Linked DNA regions of Homo sapiens: region 1 is linked to region 2. Evidence: read pairs that join two places in POLR2A ChIA-PET (ENCODE). Cell type or tissue: K562. All regions are shown on one strand. Links, peaks and the distances in the headings refer to the core of each region. The heading gives the core; the rest is flanking DNA. Region 1 overlaps SNAI1 (snail family transcriptional repressor 1). Region 2 has its middle 30 kb from the start of TRERNA1.

Region 1 (2,905 bases), core at 244-2,743, 82 kb before region 2:
CTCCCACCCCACTCAGGGGACCCCACTCCCCTCACACACACCCCCCCACAAGGAACCCTCAGGCCACCCTCCACGAGGTGTGACTAACTATGCAATAATCCACCCCCAGGTGCAGCCCCAGGGCCTGCGGAGGCGGTGGCAGACTAGAGTCTGAGATGCCCCGAGCCCAGGCAGCTATTTCAGCCTCCTGTTTGGTGGGGTGGCACCTGTTTCCCGGGCAATTTAACAATGTCTGAAAAGGGACTGTGAGTAATGGCTGTCACTTGTCGGGGGCCCAAGTGGGGTGCTCTGGTCTGACCGATGTGTCTCCCAGAACTATTCTGGGGGCCCGACAGGTGGGCCTGGGAGGAAGATGTTTACATTTTTAAAGGTACACTGGTATTTATATTTCAAACATTTTGTATCAAGGAAACGTTTTGTATAGTTATATGTACAGTTTATTGATATTCAATAAAGCAGTTAATTTATATATTAAAAAGTCTTTGGTGTCATAGAGGAGTGGGTATTTTGAAAGGTCTTTGGTAAGGGAGGAGGGGACAGGAATTCCTGAAGCTTAGATATTTCTGACACAGCCTTAAATCTTGTCCTTGGAAACATCATAGGGCTTTGGAGTCCTGGGTGTCACTGTCAGGGACCTTATGAGACTGGGTTTTCCCGTTGGCCTGGGTGTCCTGTCTGCTGCTGTTTGGGTGAGCCAGCGGCATCCATACGAGCTCTTCACTATACACTGTGGCTTTTTACTTTCTCGTTCTTGAATTTTGAAGTTGATCTGGCCCACGGAGTGCAAAGCTGGCTTCCTGGGTCTTATCAACTAGACAGGCTGCAAAGCTCTGCCCCAGCACTGCAGGTCTTTTGGGGTGGGATTGTCCGCTTCCCCCAGATGCGAGTGGAATGCGACCAAGGAGACAGAGGATGTCCTTCCTGTTTCCAAGGGCTCCAGGCCCCCTTGGGCCTCCTTGTCAGTCCCACACCTCCGTCTTGCTGCTGGGTACCAAATGGCCTTTGATGCGAGGAAATTGGCTGGCTGGAGCCAGTAGGGTGAGAAGCCAGGCCAAAGGGTAGGGGTCACTCAGCTTCCTGCTCCGAGGACGGCGGGACGGTCAGCATGCGTCTTGGGCTAGGGTAATTCATTCCCCGCCAGCCGATGGTGGTGACCTCACCACTGGGGGCCTCTTGGGGCCAGGAGAAAATGAGTGTCCTTTTTGAACACAAAAGGTGCTGGAGGTGCCAGTTTCCTGTGAGGAGCTGAGGCGTCCCAGAGCTTCGGAGCCCCAGAGTCAGGCTGGGGGTGGGGGGAGCTTCATGTTCCAAAGGAGAGATGATTCTTTCTTCTAAACAGGAAATGGTGACCCGCAGGCCGGGAGCAGCCCTTAATGACTTGCAGCTTTCCTCCCAAAAGGAAAAAAAAAAACGTTCTCTAACAATCGCCAAATTGTGGCCTGCCTCCCTGAAGGGAAGTTAGGGAGTTGGGGGGATGGGGGTTGGGCATCCATGAGCTGAAGGCCTACTGTGTCCTGGGTCCCTGCGGGTCCCTCTAGGTCGTCTCCATCCACCCACAGTAGGTGCTGAATGAATGATTTCATGACTTCACATAATCCCTGGGGGTCGGGCCTCCGGAAAATGAGGCACAGAGGTGGGCTTGCCTGAGGTCACCAAGCCCGGCCCCTCAGGTCATCCTGGGAGTTCGGTAGGCTGGGCTCATGCCGCTGACTCTCAGGGCACCTGGAGCAAGGCTCTCTCCCTCTGGGGGCCCCAGTTTCTGTGTCTATAAAACAGGGTGACAGTAGTGCCTTCCTCTCGGAGACTGTACAGAGGCATTCATTCATTCAGGGGTTTCGAGGGTACCATATGTGCCAGGCCCTGGGGTTACACCCGTGAACAAGACAGGCCATCCCTGCGTTCATGGGACGTATGTTCTGGTCGGGGAGAGAGAAAGCAAACAAGTGATTAAATAAACAAGCCGCTTTTCTACAGTGATGGTGCCAGGACAGAATGAAAGGGTGCCAGGCACTAGAGAACAACGGGGTGGGGCTCCCCAGGCCAAGGCAGTGAGAGCCCTGGAAGAGCTGAATTCCAGCCCGGACCTGAAGGAGGAGAAAGATGCCGGCAGGGAAGGATCTGGGGGAGGGAATAGCAAGCCTGCTGGAATGTGCTGCCCCCATGAGAAAGACCAGGATGGCGGAGGGACTGGGAAGACAGGGTGGGAGAGGAGAGTGGGCCCAGCTCTGCAGAGCTTGTGGTGCTAAGCAGGTGGGAATTTTGTCTAAGCCCCTAGGGCAGCCACTGGGGCTGTAAAGCAGGAGAGTGCTGAGGCCTGCTGTTACCTTTCCTACAAAGATCTCCCTGGCTGCTTGGGAGAATGGATCTCAGGGGTCCAGGAGGAGAAAGACAAAGGCAGGGAGACCATGAGAAAGCCAGAGGGGGCCAGGCACCCTGGCTCATGCCTGTAATCCCAGCAATTTGGGAGGCTTAGACAGGCAGATCACCTGAGGCTAGGAGTTCGACACCAGCCTGGCTAACATGGCAAAACCCCGTCTCTACTAAAATAAAAAATTACCCGGGCATGGTGGGGCATATGCCTGTAGTCCCAGCTACTTGGGAAGCTGAGGCAGGAGAATCGCTTGAGGTCGGGAGCTGAGATCTCGCCACTGCACTCCAGCCTGGGTCACAGAACGAGACCTTGTCTCAAACAAACAAACAAACAAAAAAGGGCCAGAGGGGAGGGAGGGAAGGAAAGGAGGGAGGATGGTGGCCTGGCTCAGGGTGTTGGTGGCCTTGGAGATGAAGCCTGTATTTAAGAAACTTGTGGCAGTTGTGGCCACCCAGCCCATGGCCCAGCACACCTGAGCCCTAGTGGGTGACAGTTATTTAGTATTATTATCTGGGGAACTGGGCATGGTGGTTC
Region 2 (2,905 bases), core at 314-2,813:
TGATTAAAAATAAAAAAGGCGGCCAGGCATGGTGGCTCATGCCTGTAATCTCAGCACTTTGGGAGGCCAAGGTGGGCGGATCACCTGAGGTCAGGAGTTTGAGACCAGCCTGGGCAATATGGTGAAACCCCATCTCTACTAAAAATACAAAAAGTAGCCGGGTGTGGTGGTGCACACCTGTAGTCCCAGCTACTTGGGAGGCTGAGGTAGAAGAATCGCTTGAACCCGGGAGGTGGAGGTAGCAGAGAGCCGAGATAGCGCCACTGGACTTTAGCCTGGCGACAGAGCAAGACTCCATCTCAAAATAAATAAATAAACAAATAAGGCTAGAAGTGGTGGCTCACGCCTGTAATTCCAGCACTTTGGGAGGCCAAGACGGGAGGATCGCTTGAGGCCAAGGGTTCAAGACCAGCCTGGGCAATATAATGAGACCCTGGCTCTACAAAAACAAACAAAGCCTTTAATTCATTGCTACCATAAAAATCGAGACATTTCACTACATCCTGATGTCCCTGTCTCTCTTGAAGACTTGGAAGATTTGGCCATGTGGGCCAGCATTCTAGAGGCAAAGGTGGTCAGTCCTGTGTTCTCCACAGCCCCTATCAGGTCCTTGAGGTATGTGAGCTTCAAAGCCTTGTATTCACAGCATGACCCCCACTACCCCCACCTGCTGGGTGACCTTGGACAACCCTTTCTGAGTCTCAGCTGGTCCTTGGCAAAAAATGGGTTGGAGGCCAGGCATGGTGGCTTACGCCTGTAATCCCAGCACTTTAGGAGGCCAAGGCAGGAAGATCACTTGAGCCCAGGAGTTTGAGACCAGCCGGGGCAACACAGCGAGACCCTGTCTCTACTAAAAAAAATTTTTTTTTTTTGAGACTGAGTCTCGCTCAGTCACCCAGGCTGCCGTGCGGTGGCGTGATCTCAGCTCACTGCAAGCTCGCCTCCCGGGTTCACGCCATTCTCCTGCCTCAGCCTCCTGAGTAGCTGGGACTACAGGCACCCGCCACCACGTCCGGCTAATTAAAAAAAAAAATATTTTTTAATTGGCCAGTGGCCTGCACCTGTAGTCCCAGCTACTCAGGAGGCTGAGGCAGGAGGATTGCTTGAGGAGGAGGTTGAGGCTGCAATGAGACTTGATCATGCCACTGCACCCCAGCCTGGGTGACAGAGTGAGACCCTGTCTCTAAATGAATAAATAATTAGTTGGGCGTGGTGGCGCCCACTTGTAGTCCCAGCTACCCGGGAGGCTGAGGAAGGAGAATCGCTTGAGGCCAGGAGTTGGAGGCTGCAGTGACCCGTGATCGCATCACTGCACTCCAGCCTGGGCGACAAGAGACCCTGTCGCAAAAAAAAAAAAAAAAAAGAAAGAAAGAAAGAAAGAAAAAGGGTTGGAAGCGCACTGGGGGAAAAAGCTTGCCCACTCCGCTTTGGGAGCCTCCAGCAGGCTCCCGCTGTGCCAAAGGCACACACCCAGATGTCCGGTGGTCCACCCCTGCCCCGGCGGTCACGCCTGTCCCCTCCTCCAGCCCCAGCCTCGGGTCGGCTGAGAGATGACGCGTGGCCCGGCCCAGCCGGAGCGTTGGTCCCTAGAGCGCTAGCGCCCTCTGCTGGCCAAGGGCGGGCGTGCAGGCCCGAGCCAGAACGGGGAAGCCGGGCGCCAGGAGAGCGGGGAGGAGCTTCACTCTTCTGGTCGGTGAGATGGGGAAGAGCAATAGCGAATACATAAGCAGAATACACCGAAAGGAAAGGAAAGAACAATAGCGAAATAACATTTACGGAGGGGTGCTCCGTGCCGAGGACTGCAAGAAGCCCACACCATGTAAAACCACACGTAATCCTTAGAATAACCCGGCGAAATGGCAACGGAAACGCACAGAGAGGTTAAGGAGCCCTCCCGGGGCCACACAGCTGGTAGTGGAAACGGCTGACTCCTGGGCCTGCACTGGCATCCACCGAGGCGGAGAGAGGATGTGAAGGTGTCACCTCCGCTCATTCACTCATGCATGGCCTTCCAGCCAGCCATTCACCCATTCACAAGTATTCACTGAACACCTACTGTATGCCCAACATTGTGTGAGATGGCAGGAACACAGCCGTGAACACAATTGGCCTCATCCCTACCCTCTTGAAGCTGACATTTTAGTGGGGGTGGGAGGGGGCAGATAATAAACATGAATATATCATTAACAGCTGGGCCAGAGGCCAAAGGATAAACCTGTATGCGCTCGCTGATGTTACTCAGGCTCCTACCCCAACATGATTTTTTGCCGCATCTGAGCCCTACCTGTACTTTTACTTGACATTTGCTCCTAGATAATTGGTTTTTACTTAAGTGTATATATATATGTGTATATCTATATCTATATCTATATCTATGTATATGTTTATTTATTTATTGAGACAGAGTCTCGCCGTGTTGCCCAGGCTGGAGTGCAGTGGCACAATCACGGCCCACTGCAACCTCCACCTCTTGGGCTCAAGCGATCCTCCCACCTCAGCCTCCCGAGTAGCTGGGACTACAGGTGTGCAACACCATGCCCAGCTAATTTTTGTATTTTTTGTAGAGAGGGGGTTTTGCCGTGTTGCCCAGGCTGGTCTCAAACTCCTGGACTCAAGTGATCTGCCCACCTTGGCTTCCCAGAGTGCTGGGATTACAGGCATGAACCACTGTGCCAAGACAAAGTTGCTGGGTTTTTTTTGTTGTTTGTTTGTTTTTTGAGATGCAGTCTCACTCTGTCTCCCAGGCTGGAGTGCAGTGGCACAATCTCGGCTCACTGCAACCTCCGTCTTCCAGATTCAAGTGATTCTCCTGCCTCAGCCTCCCTAGTAGCTGGGATTACAGGCACGCACCACCATGGCCAGCTAATTTTTGTATTTTTAGTAGAGTCGGGGTTTCACCATGTTG

The links. ChIA-PET counts read pairs that join two places held together with the same protein. Peaks named below come from ENCODE experiments on the same cell type or tissue, not always from the same donor. Only the 100,000 strongest peaks of a DNase experiment are listed, where the experiment ranks them.
Region 1: POLR2A ChIA-PET joins it to region 2 with 48 read pairs; 31 of 35 experiments call an interaction of 5 or more read pairs at or near these places.

What each region holds. Positions count from the first base shown.
Region 1 is chr20:49,988,409-49,991,313 of GRCh38, forward strand. It overlaps SNAI1 (snail family transcriptional repressor 1), which reads left to right. Exons shown (of 3, transcript NM_005985.4): 3 at 1-478. Among named protein-coding and RNA genes, the nearest start is that of SNAI1, 6.9 kb to the left of the region's middle. RefSeq lists an enhancer at 1,254-2,006. In K562, for the core only: no CTCF peak of the experiment used is centred there; a DNase peak (open chromatin) is centred at 1,253.
Region 2 is chr20:50,069,844-50,072,748 of GRCh38, forward strand. No RefSeq gene overlaps it. Among named protein-coding and RNA genes, the nearest start is that of TRERNA1, 30 kb to the left of the region's middle. RefSeq lists a silencer at 1,477-1,716. In K562, for the core only: a CTCF peak has its summit at 1,613 (motif pointing left); a DNase peak (open chromatin) is centred at 1,588; H3K4me3 peaks cover 770 bases.